3 separate regions of the Mus musculus genome follow, and regions 1 and 2 are each linked to region 3. Evidence: chromatin loops called from intact Hi-C (ENCODE). Cell type or tissue: left cerebral cortex. All regions are shown on one strand.

What was found. A loop is a pair of places that touch in the nucleus more often than their neighbours do. Peaks named below come from ENCODE experiments on the same cell type or tissue, not always from the same donor. Only the 100,000 strongest peaks of a DNase experiment are listed, where the experiment ranks them.
Region 1: a loop joins it to region 3, with 2.6 times the contacts of the local background. A loop is called at or near these places in 7 of 42 quality-filtered maps.
Region 2: it touches region 3 in a loop (5-fold over the local background); 32 of 42 quality-filtered maps call a loop at or near these places.

Annotation. Positions count from the first base shown.
Region 1 is chr1:180,172,653-180,177,652 of GRCm38, forward strand. It overlaps Coq8a (coenzyme Q8A), which reads right to left. Exons shown (of 15, transcript NM_023341.3): 5 at 1,599-1,673. Among named protein-coding and RNA genes, the nearest start is that of Coq8a, 21 kb to the right of the region's middle. In left cerebral cortex, CTCF peaks have their summits at 164 (motif pointing left) and 2,668 (motif pointing right); a DNase peak (open chromatin) is centred at 2,702.
Region 2 is chr1:180,544,174-180,549,173 of GRCm38, forward strand. The region is part of intron 3 of Gm31986 (a long non-coding RNA gene); the gene reads right to left. Among named protein-coding and RNA genes, the nearest start is that of Parp1, 22 kb to the right of the region's middle. In left cerebral cortex, no CTCF peak of the experiment used is centred here; DNase peaks (open chromatin) are centred at 2,857 and 3,810.
Region 3 is chr1:180,425,746-180,430,745 of GRCm38, forward strand. No RefSeq gene overlaps it. Among named protein-coding and RNA genes, the nearest start is that of Gm39712, 20 kb to the left of the region's middle. In left cerebral cortex, a CTCF peak has its summit at 2,818 (motif pointing left); DNase peaks (open chromatin) are centred at 2,120, 2,747 and 3,391; H3K27ac peaks cover 593 bases.

The DNA.
Region 1 (5,000 bases), 250 kb before region 3:
CCCTCCCCTGTCCTCCCCAGGTCCTGGGACTCAGGATTAGGAAGACAGGAGTGAACACAGGCAAGGCCACTAATTCTAGGACAAAGGAGGGGAAACTGTCGCTCACCTATACACAAACCATACCTCAGCTGAGCACCATCTCCTGGTACTTGGAGATGGTGTCTAACCCAACTGGCTTTTTCTGGGCGTCTCCACCCCACAGTGGGCTGATCCTCATAGGCTGACATGTCTCCCACCCAGAATGGCCCGAACCAAGCAGGACAAGCCAGAAATATGGTGGTATGCCCAATGCAGGACAGGGTCTCCTGGGCAGAGCTTACTAGCCTGGACAGCAGCTTAAAGATCAGGGCACTGTAGGCAGATTATGAGCCTGAGTAGGTACATCTCCCAAGGCCATTTACTCTGTAATGCCTCAGGACCTACTGGCAAGGCTAAAGGAACCGAAGCCTTAGTCTCTAGAGTCCCTGAAAAAGGACACCAGCTATGCCCTTGAAGGTAGGCTGACCTCTCTCCTCTTAGACGAGGTAGGATGGAAAGTGGTTGGCAGGAGGTGCTGGATCTTGGGAAAGCTAGCTTCTCAACCAGAAAAAACCACGGGTTTCACATCCCAAAGTACTTAAGCACCAGCACTAAAAATACCCACGCTAAATCCCCTGTTCTCTGGTCCCTTCCAAGAACACACAAGGTGTCCATCCTAGGACTGGAGCCTGAGAACCCCGTGAGTGAAGTGCTGTCTGGAGAGCTGGTACACCCCCTCAGGCCCCTCAGACCATGAGTACCAAGAGGTCCTGTGAATGGGTGTGAGAGCTGTGAGGAACCTTCAGGAGAGTATGGGACCAGAACCTCAGATGCACTTGGAAAATCCACCGATTAGGAACCCCTAATGGCTCTGCTGGGTAAACTCCCAGCCATCTACCCTCAGAGAGGGGCTCACACGGCTCCTTCCCCAGCCAGAATCCGAGCATCAGGAAACCCCTCGGGTTTGGTGGGGACTGAATGCAGAACATTCTCTAGATTGTACAGCCACAAGTGGTCACTGAACTTGTGTTCCAGGCAAGGCTGATGGGCCAGATCCTGGGCGGCAGAGAACAGAGGTGGTCTGGTCTTTGTCTCTGGAATGGCCCCAGCCTCTCTGAGCCATGTTCAATGAAGGAATGATACAATACGTCTGTCCCCATACCTATATCCCTACCCACGGGGACAAAGGAGCTTTGCATTTGACCTCGGCAGATCACAATTCATAGGTCCTCGGGAGCAGGGCAGGAGAGGAGAGCAGGAACGAATGGTGGGCAAGCAAGCAAGTATGGAGGTGCACATGCTGGTGGTAACAAGAGTGTGGGCATGCTAAGGGAGCCAGAGGGGCTGGGGGGAGGGGGTCAGCTGGGGCTGAAGGCGGGAGCCATCGCCAATTCTCCAATCCTCCAACTCTCTAAGCAAGTCAGTCTACCAATCACTCAACCGCAGGAACTACATCCACAGGAACTACATTTCGGAGGACTCCTGCCTGAGGAAGCTCTGGGAGGGCATGGGGTGGTCCGGACAATGACAATGATGACCTCACATAATCATCCACCCTTTGTACACAGGGCCCTGCTCACCTGTGGAGTTCTCAGAACGCAGACTCTTCTTGGCAACTTCAGCCAACGCCCCAATTCCCAGACCTACAGCCAGACCTGGAAGGGTAAGAAAGCAGGTGCTTGAGTGGCTGGGACCACCCAGGTAGGTACCAGGCCTGGTGACCAGCAGGCAGGTACCACTGCAATGTACTAACATTCGCTGGGTACTCCCAATAGGGAGTAGGAAAGAACACACACTGGTGGTTGTAGGACAGTCAGCTCTGAGCAAGTGCTGCCTGTGAGTTTGCGCAGCTCTCATCCATCACCTGTGACAACCCACACTCGCGAAAACACAGGCAGACTCCATATTGGAAGGAACCAGCACAAATAGGAAGACAGAGCAAGCCTGGTCTGTGGACCACTTCCTGGAAATACAACTATAGAAGACAGCCACTCACTCAAGTCTGCAAGAGCATCCAGTAGTCTTGAATCACTGTATCGATATGCAACAGGTAGCAGTAAAACCTGGGACGTTCAACAACAGCAAAAACACGGGGTGTCCCAGCTGAAGTCCCTGGGGCCAGAACAGAACCCCCCCCCCCACTCCCATGCTGGCAGCACTGATAGTGACCGAGAACAATAGCCCTTGGGTCTTCCCTCCCAGGAGGTATGGCTGAGGCCAGGCAGAGAGCCTGGGAGTCTGGCTCAGGGCCCACACCTTCCTGGAAGCTCCCTTCCCAAAGGCTGTACAGGACGGCATACCACTCAGAGACGGGGCAAGGGCTATGAAACTCTTCTCCAGTCTTTCTACAATAATCAATGCATTACAGAAAAACGCTGGATTTGCTGAAAATGTATAGAAAGAAATTTAGGCTGTGTGTGGCCACACATGCTGTCATCCCAGCATTTTGGAGGCTGAGGCACGAGGTCTAACATAGTTCAAGGCCACCCAAGGATGCAAAGCAAATTCCAGAATATCCAGGAGTATATATGGTAACCTTGTCTCAAAAAACAAAAACAAAAACAAAAACCAAAAACACAACACTCAAGTAACTTTTTAAATGCTTTTTAATTAAAAGGTAATTCTTTTACACATTTAATACTATATTTATTTGCCACTAGGTGGCAGTGCATGCTCTACTTTGCCCACCTTACCAGCCGTTCCTATCACAGAGGTCACTAAGAGAACCAAAGGTGTCAAGTGCCCACACTCTCAGGTCCAAGACATGGCAGCAAAACAGCTTGTTTATTCAAAACAATCAGGCCCATGGTGACAAAGGAAGTCTCGTGTCAACTACATGCATGACTTTTAAGATTTCTGGAGGCCATTAAAAAACAGGCGAGAAGAAACATGGAGAGTGAATTCTAATGCATTTAGCCCAGCATAGTTAAAATAAAAATCAATGTAAAAATTGAAAGCACTTTCCATCTCGGGTGTGTGCACTGTCTTCAAATCCTGTGGGAAGGCACATGCATTGGACACATGGGGCAGAACAAGCCAAACTGGAAGAAGCCACAGCGACAACCAAGACATGCTGGTGGTGCCCTGGGATAGGGTGCTACTGTGGATGTCTGGTGGGGCAGGCACCAGCCCTTTAACACTCCGCCTACCCAGGCCAGTCTGGATGGCACTGGGCACTGGGAGCCAGAGTCCTAATTAAACATTAACTTCCCGCCAACTGTCTTCCTCGCCCTACCTAACACAATATCTAACTTAGCAAAAGAAAGGAGGACAGGCAGCATTCAGTCACCAAGGTCCCTGTGGAGTCCTTCCAGCTTAGAGACACGCCCACAGAAAAGGCAGACGACATCCAGCCGCACACACAGCAGTCAGAGCCCCCTACACCTACCCCCGGCCGCACAGCGCTGGGTCAAACTGTCCCTGCCTGCTTCTGGGCTCCCAGGCAAAGCACAAACTCTACCACGGGGGTGGGGAGACAGTTATTAAACAAATGCCTGAAGGAACATTCTAGAAAGGAGGCCTCTGGCTCCATCAGTAGCTGCACCAGACCTAGGAGCTGCCAAGAGAGGGGCAGGCTCCTGCAGCAGGCAGACCAGGAGGGAAGAACAAGCTCACCCTACCAGTGATCATGATCTCCCCGGTTCTATGAACCCAGAATAAACTGGCTCCCCTTCATGGGCCTGGTATAATGAGATTCTTGGAATCCCCTGCCCAGCTCAGCTTCACCTAGAACCAGGTAAACCTGGGATAACTAACTCTGGGAAGGGGAATTCCAGGCTGGGATTTTTCTGCCATCTTCAGATACCTTGCTTCTGCACCCAAGGACCTCACACAGCACTGCCTCTTCTACTGTGTGTGTTCTGTGTCTAGAAGGCTTGATCTCCACATGTCACTGAGAGGAGAGAACCACTGTTGGCAGCCTGACCTTCCTCCTGGCCTGTGACGGCACACTGCCCATACACAGAAAGTTCCTAATACTTCTCATTAAAAGTGGTTTTGCCACCAAGGAAGGGAAGTGACAGGGCACAGAACTCTCCCGCAGGCAAAGCAGAGGTCCAGCGGGCCTGTGTCCAGGCTGGGAGCCTATTCTGGGTAACTCAGGAGCCTCACCTAGCCTCCCCATTCAGGTCCCTCTGGAAGTCACCAAAGAAACAGTCACTCCACTCCCTACCAGTCACCACAGGTGGAAAGCAAAGATTTTAACCACAGGAGCCTTCATGAGCAGGCTGGGTAGCATTGAGAGTGGAACAGCAGGCTACCACTCCTGCTGGTGCTGCTCTGCATGGTGAAATCCCAGGGCTTGTTTACAACACGTGGCTGGAAAGGGCCTCTGCATAAGCAACCAGACAAGAGTACTGAGGAACCAGGCACTGTAGACCAGGCCCCACCTGTACTCAGGAGGGACCCAGGGTCTTGTGTGTGTGCTAGGCCAGATCTCCACTCCCTGAACCACATCCTCAGCCCTAAAGTCCACTGTAATTAATACACATGGCTCACTCACTCTGCTAAGAAAGTCCACATAGAGCAGACAGACAGACATGGCTAATGTCCTCTGCGTGGGTACTAACAGTGTACTTCTAGATAATACTGGCATCCAATAGCAGCCTCATCCCCCAGGCACTGCAGCCCAGGAGGAAGAGGGAGAGAAACAAAAAGAAAGAGACAAAGCTCCCTGAGGTGTCTTCTCCCCGGGGAAGACCTAACAGGTCCTCTGCTGTCTATGTAGGAAGGTAGGTGCCTACTCATAGGACAGGCAGCTCAGATGTCCCTGCACAAGACAGAGGTCTGTGCTCAGCTCCTCCTCTGAAACTGCACAGAACAGCAGCCATTCTCAGCAGGTTCCTCTCACACTCGATGAAGAATCTGCTACCACATACACAAGCACCATGACAGATGCTTCACTGCAGGCCCAGAAACTGTCAGGACCCACAGCCTGAACCTTCTGAAACTGCCTGTTGCTTCTGCCACAGGTTTTGGCAATG
Region 2 (5,000 bases), 120 kb after region 3:
ATTGTCAATTTGACTAGCTTTAGAAGCACCTAGGAGTCATATCTTGGGGCACGTGTGAGAGAATTTCCAAAGAGGGCTAAGGACAGACAATTTAACCTAACTATAGGTGACACCATCCAAAGGACTGGGATCTCAAACTGAATGGAGCCAGGCGGTGGTGGTGCACGTCTTTAATCCCAGCACTCGGGAGGCAGAGGCAGGCAGATTTCTGAGTTCGAGGCCAGCCTGGTCTACAGAGTGAGTTCCAGGACAGCCAGGGCTACACAGAGAAACCCTGTCTCGAAAACAAACAAACAAACAAACTGAAAGGAAAGGGGGAAATAAGATGATTAAGTGTCCCTCTCCTTCCCATTCGTCACTTTAGCTGCAACACAACCACCAACCTTCCCCACTTTCCCCACCGTGACGGGACTGTACCCTCGAACCATGAACCTAAGTAAACCCTCCCTTCCTTAAGTCACTTTAGTCAAATATGTATTAAAGCAATGAGAGAAGCAATATATAGGTTATGTAACCAAGTAACTGAGCTACTAGGAATTTCACAGAAATTCCTCCACCAAGCAAGCGAGAGCCAGAGAGGGAGAGAGCAAAGCAAGAGTGCGCGAGAGCGAGAACAAACGTGAGAGCGAGATAATGGGTCCATTGTCATACCCTTAAACCAAGCTGGCCTTGAGATGTGGTGGTAATATTTGTCTCAGCCCAAAACAATGTGAGCATCTGACTGCCTAGACAGTGGGAAAGGCCCAGGGTACCTGCTAACCAACCCACCATCCCCCAAAGCCTTGCTCACTGCCGGGACTCCTAACTAGGTCCTCCTACCACGTGATCAGAGAACCTCTGCAGACAGAGCTCCGCTGAACAGATCTACGACCAGTAGCTGATTTTCTTCGTGGCAGCTCCCAGGTAGTTTCCAGGTACTTACTCTAAGGCTCTAGGCTCATAGGTTTGAATACTTAGTCTCTAGTTTTGGTGGCTGTTTGGAGAAGACTAAGAAGTGTGGCCTTGCTGGAGGAAGTATGTCACTGGGGGCTGGCTTTGAGGCTTCCAAAGCCTCTAGCCATTCTTGGTGTTGTTAGCTCTCTCCAGCTCCTGCTTGTGAGACCTGAGCTCTCAGCTGTTCCTGCCACCATGCCATCGCTCTACCTTTATGGACTCTAACCCGTCAAAACCATAGGCCCAAGTAAATGCTTTCTTTTGGTCATGGTATTTTCTCACTGAAACAGGAAAGTAACTAAGACATCGAGTACATGCATTGAACCCCCAGCAGGTGCACTTGGCTCACCAGATAAGATGTTGAATCTTTGTGCTCCGGTCCCAGTCCTCTGCTCAGAGCTGGGGGTGCTCATGGGGTACCACTTAGCGCTGTATAAAAGTAAAGTTGAGCTGGGTGGTGGTGCACGCTCCTTTAATCCCAGCACTTAGGAGGCAAAAGCAGAATGATCTCTGTGAGTTCGAGCTTAGCCTGGTCTATAGATCGAGTACCAGGACAGTCTGGGCTATGCAAAGAAACTCTGTCTTAAAAAAAAAAAAAAGAAAGAAAGAAAGAAAGAAAGAGAGAGAGAAAGAAAGAGAGAGAGAGAGAGAAAAAGAGAAAGAGAGAAAGAAGAAAAAGAAAAGAAAAGAAAAGAAAAAGGGAAAAACAAAAAAAACAAAGAAAAAGGAAAAATAGAAAAAGAAATGAAAATTTGATTGGTGAGCCCTGAGGAGCCCTTGACTATAGATGGGAGGTCCAGGGGTAGGAGGTAGGGGGTGGAGGGCAAGAGTCTAGCTCTTCAGGGAAGGAACACTGGGCAGTCAGGCCCCAAAGAGCTACAGCCAGGAAGGTAACATTTCTGACAGTCAAACCCAGAGCTCACCAATATGGCGAGTCTTGCTGAAACCCCCTAGCATGGCTGCAGCCATTTTGTCCCATAACTGCCAGCTATTTCATACTGTTGCCAGTCACTGATGCAGAAGAATAACTTGACTCAGAGCAGGGTCATGTGACCCCATACCCTGTTATGTTATGTATATTATGAAGTTTGTTAATATTAAGAAATTCCACAACTATAAGCTTCATGTAGGGCCCATCAAATTAAAGGTCAACATGAACTGTTATGCCTAAAATACTTGAGTCAGGCAGCACTCGTTCCAGCACCTGGGTATGAGCTCATTGTGGTTTTGTGGTTTTAACCTTTATAAACTGACATAGAAAAAATGTTTAGAGTCATAGCCTCAGCCCCCGAGATCTGAGCTACAGCCCTAATAGATCAATCTTAGGGTGTGCATTCAATACACCATCTGCTGGTGTTGTATGGACTCCACCCCGACAGATACCTGGCAACAGCCAGGTATGCCCCACCCCACTGTTACTTGGCAACAGCCAGGTAGGCCTGGCCTATAAAAGGGGCTGCTTGTCCCCTCCTCTCTTACTCCTGCTTCTCTCCCTTGCCTCTTGTCCCCTTGCTCCCCCTCTCTCCACATTCCCTTCCCCCCTCTCTCCACATGGCCGCCTCCCCCTGCCTTTCTCCACCTCTGCTACCCTCTTAACTCCCCTCCCCATGCCCTGAATAAACTCTATTCTATACTATACCAGTGTGGGTCTGGTCTCTCAGGGGGAAGAAATGCCTTGGTATGGGCCCACTGAGGCACCCCATCCCCCCACACCTCGCCAGAACATATCGTAATAGCCCTTTCTCTTTTTATGATCACAACACTGTCCCTGTCTGAATGAGATCGGTGTTCATGTGGTTTGTGGGGTGACTCTTAGACCATTCTCACTAGCCAATTTGCTTGAGAGAATCTCATCCTAAGTTTCTGAGGTTGGAGTTACAGGCAGCTGTCCCACCCACTCAACATTTGCATGCGGTCTGGGAGTCTGAACTCCAAGCTTCACATTCACACAGCACTTTGGTTGCTGAGCCATCTCCCCAGGACCCAACACTCCACTGCTATCTGGCTAATATCACACATACCCAGTTGGCACAAACAGTGGGCATACTGGACCTTCCTTGCTAGGTGTCTTCTGTCCTACCCCTCCTCAGAGGTGGTCCTCATCAGATTGGACTGTATTGTTATCTGCCTCATCCCTTCAACCAACTCCCTGACAATAGCTACATAAAAAGGAGAGTCTTCAGGGCGTGGCGGCAAACGCCTTTAATCCCAGAATTTAAGAGGGAGAAGCAGGTAGCTCTCTGGATTTGAGGTCTGGCTGGCCTATATAGTGAGTTCCAGATCAGCCAGGGCTATATGGTGAGACCTCCTCTGAAGTGAGAGGGGTTACTTTCACTGAATTCTAAGGGATGAAGTCCATCTTGGCAGGGAAGGTTTAGTCCCAGGTGCCGAAGCAGCTGGTTACTTTGTGTCCACAGTCAGGAAGCAGAGAAGGGCCTGCTTTCTCCCTTCATTTCAGCCTGGCTGTTAATTAACCTGATCTAGAAACTCCCTCATACGGGTGCCCAGAGATTTGTCTCCGGGGTGATTCTAGATCCTATCGATTGACAATCCATAGTAACCATCACTAGGACCCTTTGTCAGATGCCCCCTACTGTGCGCCCTTTATTCCTCCTCTTCCTCCTCAGTCTGCCTCAGCGACTTTTTTTCATAAATATCATCTTGTGATCCAGCCACTTCTTCCCTTCTCCGGATCCCTCCCTGGCCCCTCTCTAGGGGCTGAGTGTCTTTCTACCCCTGTTCCCTGTCTTGGCTGAATGATTGAGTGTTTTAATTTGTTTCCCAGGCGCAGTCTCTATGGCTCTGCTCTCTGTAATTCACACGGCAGCAGTCTGCTGGGACGTGTATAAAGTCAGTACTGAGAGGGCTCAGAGACGTGAGACACCAAAGAGCGGAGGGACAGGGAGAAGCGCAGGAGCCCCGCCCGAAAGAAAGGCTGGTGCGGGCCGGCTTGGAGCAGATCAAAGCAAGCAGAATGCTGGCTGCAGCGGGAGGTGGGGGGGGGGGGGGGGGCAGGAAGTTCTGTTACAGACAGGGCTGCAACTATCATCAGAGAAGCTGGAGAAATGAGGCTGCCTCTGACCCCTGCATTCTGGCCAATTACATAAAGCCCGGTACTTCTAAACAGCTCCCCTGATGGTTCTAGAGCTCACTCAGGACTACAAACAACAGGTTCAGCGGCAGACCTACAGGGAGAGGGAGAGAAAGGACTGTGAGGTGACCACATCTCCCTTCAAGCCCACACAAATATCCGGACACTGTGGTGGAAGCCCTGGGTAAGGGGGCTTGGTCCTAAAGAAGAGTCTTCGTGCAAAACTAGAATTCTGGGGTGGGTGTGGGCTGCTGCTTAGATGTCCCACAGAGGACCCAGAGTGAGGGACACCTCCACAGGCTGGTGTCTTTACCACTTGCTTTCCCAGTGTCACCTCCATGATCCTAGCTCTTCAAGTCCTCCCTGATCACAAAGACCCTGCAAGAATAGCAGCTCCTAGTCATTTCACAGGCAAAAGCAGAGTGCCTACTGTGTTCTCTCAGAAGAGGAGATGGAGACCTACAGGGTGCCAAGCTCTCACTGCGCACAGAGGGTGAGCCTGGAGTCGGTCTCTTTATATGGCGCATAGGAAACTAAAAGCCTGCTACTGCTGTTAATCAGCCCTGGGTCTACCAAAGAGCTCGGAGGTAATCCGCAGGAAGGTGGCCTCTGAGCTGAGGCTTCCTGGAGCTCTCGGAGTCTTTCACCGCCCTTCATCTCTCTGAGTGTCCCTTGAGCATACCTCAGCCTCTCTCTACAGGGAACTAGGCACCACTGCAAATTGCAATGAGGTTCTCAGCTGGAAGAGTATCTTATACCCCAGGCAAGCCAGAGCCTAGGGCAATGACCTGTAAACAGATTCCCTCACGGAGTGGTTGTTGAACTGGATAAAATACAATGGTGCTTTTGTGCTTTTTGTTGGGGGAAGAAACAGAAGGAACAAAAAGTCTTGCCCAGGGCCCTCCACCTGCCATTGTGGCCTGGGTTCCACAAACTCGGGAGCTCCCTGTTAGCATTTTGTCTAAGCTCCGCCCCA
Region 3 (5,000 bases):
ACCCTCAGTAGCAACTTACATTGACTGAGTGACTGGACCATCCACGTTCTTTGTACATGCTGCCCAGAGCCATCTGACAGACCACATCCCTGTCCTCAGACATAACATTGTTCCTCATCACATGGGCTCAAGTACCTCTGCCCTCCAGGCTGATACCTGCAGGGGACCATAGTCACCCTGTCACAGAGCCCTCGTCCCCTTGACCTGTAGTCATCTTTCTAGCAGACCTGAGAGCATCCAGAGAAGTGGGTGGCCCGTTGCCTGTTGCATCTCAAGACCATTTTTGGTACCAACTGCCTAATCCTGGGCTCACAAGAAGCTGGTCCTGCTGGCACATGGGGTAGCAATTGTGACCAACGTCATTTCATGGGGCGTCTTCAGGGGTGGGTGCTCTTCCTGGATGGGGACAGAACAAGCATCTTGGGGAGGCAGGGCAAGAATCTGTATCCAGTTCACTCCTGCTGCATCAACCTCCGGAGAGGAGTCTTTGCGATGGCCCAGCCATGTCTGACAGCCTAGACTGTGCTTACCGTTGCCATTCATCCCAGGAGGTGAGGAGGGAAGGAGTATCACCACCTGTCATTAAACCCCAGGGAGCAACTCCATGGCCACACCCTCTGGCTGGTCTTTCCCCCCACCCCTACCCCTTCCACTGACAGGGAATTGGGGTGTTGGGACTGTCGTCTATCCTGTGGGTCTGGAGGGCGAAACAGGCTGAAACAAGGCCGCTTCAAAGGCAGCACTGGACGTAGCCTGGAGAGTTCTGTGTGGCAAAAAGGAGCCAGAACCACGCTGAATCAGTGATAATGCAGGAGAAGCCTGGTGACTTGGGCACATTTCAGTGTCTGCCAGCTCCATGAGCCCTACTATGTGCCCTCCATGTCTGCACAGGCTCCTTGGTTGTCCTGTCTTCACTAATGCACGAGGTGGCTCAGCCTGGCAGTGAATCTTAGAAACAGCCAACTGTAGAAACTCTTTAATTAATTGAGAGGGAACTCTGAACCTCCTCTGAGGTAGAGTGCTCATTGCACAGCAATGCTGTATACATATGAGGGACACAGGGTCCCTAAGTCCGGAGGTGGTATCCGAGACTCCCTTAAGAGGCTCCTGCCTGTACCAGCCCTTCTGAACCCTATACAAGAATATCTCTCTCACCGGGTGTGGTGGCGCACGCCTTTAATCCCAGCACTCGGGAGGCAGAGGCAGGTGGATTTCTGAGTTCGAGGCCAGCCTGGTCTACAAAGTGAGTTCCAGGACAGCCAGGGCTGCACAGAGAAACCCTGTCTCGAAAAACCAAAAAAACAAAAAACAAAAAAGAATATCTCTCTCCTTCCTTCCCCATACTACATAGCTGACTCTGTATTCTCTGCCCCTCTCCCACCTTTCAGCTGTGCAGTCACCAGAGCAAGCATCCTCTTAGACATTAGACCATATAAATAAAGCTTTATTAGAGACCACCATGTCACTACTTTATATATCATCTAGGGTCTCATTCAACCCCTTACAGAACTGCCGAATCCTGTTCGAAGGTAGCAGTGGCCGATGGTTGTGAGTTGCTAAGTGTCAGGTGATTAAAGGTAAAGTAGTTTAATACTCATAACAACTCTATGAGATGAACCTTGCCATCCCCGAGTTCTTCGCGACAGAACTAGGAAACAACAGACCAAACTTTGCTTTGGACCAAACTCGAGACCTGCCTGTGATTCTGCCTGTTTCTGCTTCCCTGGACAGTCCAGGGCGTGTATTCTGGTACCAGGCTGTGCCACAGGATCCCTAGGACAGCCCATGGATGCTGGTGCCTGGGATATGTAGGGACAGAGCTATCAAGGCCCAGAGTCAGTGTACCTGGTAGTCCCTGTTCTCCTGCAGGCCTGGAAGTGGGGCTGGAGACCCGAGACTGCTGGAGCGAGGGTCTGTTTGTTCTAGGCGTGGGATGACCCTCCAGGCAGCTGAGTGTTAGCATCCATGGCATCCAGTCCCCTTTCTCCGCAGACTGAGGGTTCAGAACCACGTCTGCTTGCCATTCACAGTCTGGATCACACACCCTGCCACAGAAATGCAGCAAACACATCCAGTTCCCGGGAACACCAAGAACCAGCCTGGGTGGCATTTTTTTTTTCAATTTCGTTTTCACTGTGACAGCTGTGGCCCAGCTCCTGGCATTTAGCACACCATGCACAGGCATAAAATGACACATTCAACAGAGAAGTGGGGACTGGGAAGCAGACAAGCTCGGGGACCAGGCGTTTCCTCGCTGTGCGGAAGATGGGGGAGGGTCAAAGGGAGCTTTTATTAAACCCCGTAGGTGACACCGTAGGTGACAGCCACAACCCCTAATAGACCCCAATAGAAAATTCACAGAGACAAATTCACCAGGAATTGGGGTCCTACCTTGTGGTCTCCTTACTCTGCACACTTGGTCCTGGGGACATTTAGAGGTCACAGAGTTCAGGCCACAAAGATAGACGTTTGCAACCAGCGTCATTATCTGACCTAGTCTTTCCTCTCTGTACTTTCCAAACTTGTGAATCAGCAAAGTGGGATTTAAAGTGGGGGCAGGGGAGAAAGTCCCACATGACTTCTGTGCTTTTCGGGACAGTAGCACATACGATTTTAAAAATAGTTTCTGCACATTACGGACAAACGGGGTCTGTGATAGCTTTTTTGACAGCAGCAGGCCTGCTCTATTTCAATGAGAAGAAAAAAAAAATGCCCAATTTTAGTCATGCTTTCTGAGAACACATGCTGGCATGAATTCAAGACAGACTAGAAACCGCGAGGCCCCATTAGGGAGCCTGCCCCCTTGTGGACATCAAGGTGCATTGCAAGATGGCCCTAGGACAAGGAGGCTAGTCAGGGAATGCATTTAATTTACAAATGACATCTTGCTCTAGTAAATACCAGAGCCCACATTTAAGGCACAGTGGTGGTGGTGGACAGATATCAGGAATATACGGTACAGTATAAAGGACACCATGCAGAAAAAACAAGGGGTCCCATAGGACAAAAAAGAGGCCTCACCCAAGTCAGGAACATAAAGGCCATTTAGGAAAGGCTTTGCAAAGGAAATGCCACCAAAATGAGTTTAGAAGCTGAATATGAATTATCCAGAGGGTTGAAGGATGGAGGAAGCAGACACACAGCACAGAGACACAGGGAAGGAATAGCTCCAAGTGGCCAGAGCCGAGGACCCATGTGCAGAGGACCCATGTGCAGCTCACAATGTGGTCATAGCCGGATCTCAGGCCTGGGCAAGGAATAGCGGAAGCAAATGGGGAATGTGGAGTGTCTCCCAGTGACAAACAGGTGTCCCTGGGGGCTCCTCGGCAATGACATGAGGTGACACTTCTGCATGGAGGAAATGATGCTAACCAGTGGAGAGATGCCAAGTTCTATAATGAGGTCGAGGCCGTAAGCTAGAGGGAAATTAAGGAAACAGTCTGGATGCCGTGGGGTCCATGGAGTGCAGAGAAACCAAGCTTGCCAGGTCAGCCTCGCTCACTCCTGTGGAGCCAGAAAGCCCTGCCACCCTTCCTTAAGGTTTGACTTATCATCTTCTAGGTGTCCCCTTCCTGCCCACCTCCCTTCCGGTTCAAACAAAATCCTTTGAGCCTCTACTCCTGCAGGTTCGTGGTTAATCTCACGGCTAAATAGCCAACACTTCAAAACCAATCCCACTTCTACATTAGGTGTAAAAGATTTTCCATTTTAGGGAGAAAGGGGGAGGGGCAGTTTACAGGTGTGTCTCGCGTCACTCAGCAGCCAGGCATTTGTAATTCCAGTTACCTGGCTCAGGGATGCAGCTGGTAGGAGATGAAGAGACACATCCAGAAGTCAGTAGCTAGTGTGTGTTTGAGACACCCACCCCTCTCTATAAATCGACCTGCATCTTAGCTCCTGATCTGTGGAGAGCACAGTGGGAATGGCTGATTGGATACTGGCTGAAAGGCTTGGATCTTAAAGAATACCGAAGGCCCAGCTGCTGCCCTCTCTACTCATTCCCTAAGGGCTCAAGGCAGAGGCTTGGATGTCTGTTACCTCAGGTTCCAGCGCTTAGACCCAACTGACACCAGCTAACCCCAACTGACCCAGTTGGCCCAGAAAACAATATTTGTATGTTGCTTTTACCATGTATGGCAAATGTCTGTTTTATAAGGTTACTTCCAACCTATTTCCTGTTTTCAGCACTTATTACTACAACATAAGTAAACACGTGCATGACTCTGGGGGGGGGGGGGAAGAGTACTGTAAGCTTAGATCACAGCCGTGCATAATCACTGCAAGAGCCAGCTATCTCTCCAGCCACGCCCAGGCAGTTTCTTATTCCGTAACTTCAAGCGCCTGCATTGGCTTCACATTAGGGAACAGATGACCACCATGAGCCAGGTCTACAGGTCTGGGTCACACCACCATAGCTGGAGACAGCTCAGCTCTAGTGCTTGCTGGGCTGTGGCCCCAGCTGAGGTTCTAGCAGGCTCACCATCACCTTGGCTGGCTCAGCAGCACTGTGAAGAACACACAGTGTGGCCGTTCTCACATTCTCATTTCCCTCTCTATATAACAGGGAAGGCCAAGCTGTGGGCGTGTAAGGCTAGGCACAGGAGAGGGCACACCTGGCCCCAGGCACGTATATAGATGATAGGTGGAGTCCTCCGTCCTCCCTTCTGTCCTCCACGCTGGGTGTGTGCTCTTAGGGGTGTAGTCTTGCCCCAGCCCCTCCTGATTGCTGCTCTGTTCTTCTTCCTTCTTGCTATGATGTGAAATTCTCTGCTTTACAATACTCTCACCACTGGTCCCCAACATAGATTAGAATCCCTGAAACGATTTGAAAAACAAATCCTTCTTCCTTTGAGTTATATTAGACGGTCTAGTCCCCCAGCTATGGGAAAGCTAACACGAGCTGTGGGTTGTTCTGATAGACAGGAAGAGGCTGGACGTTTCCCTTGGCATATGAGGAGCTAAGTGCTGGTCCCTGATCACCCCAGCACTGGTGATAAAAT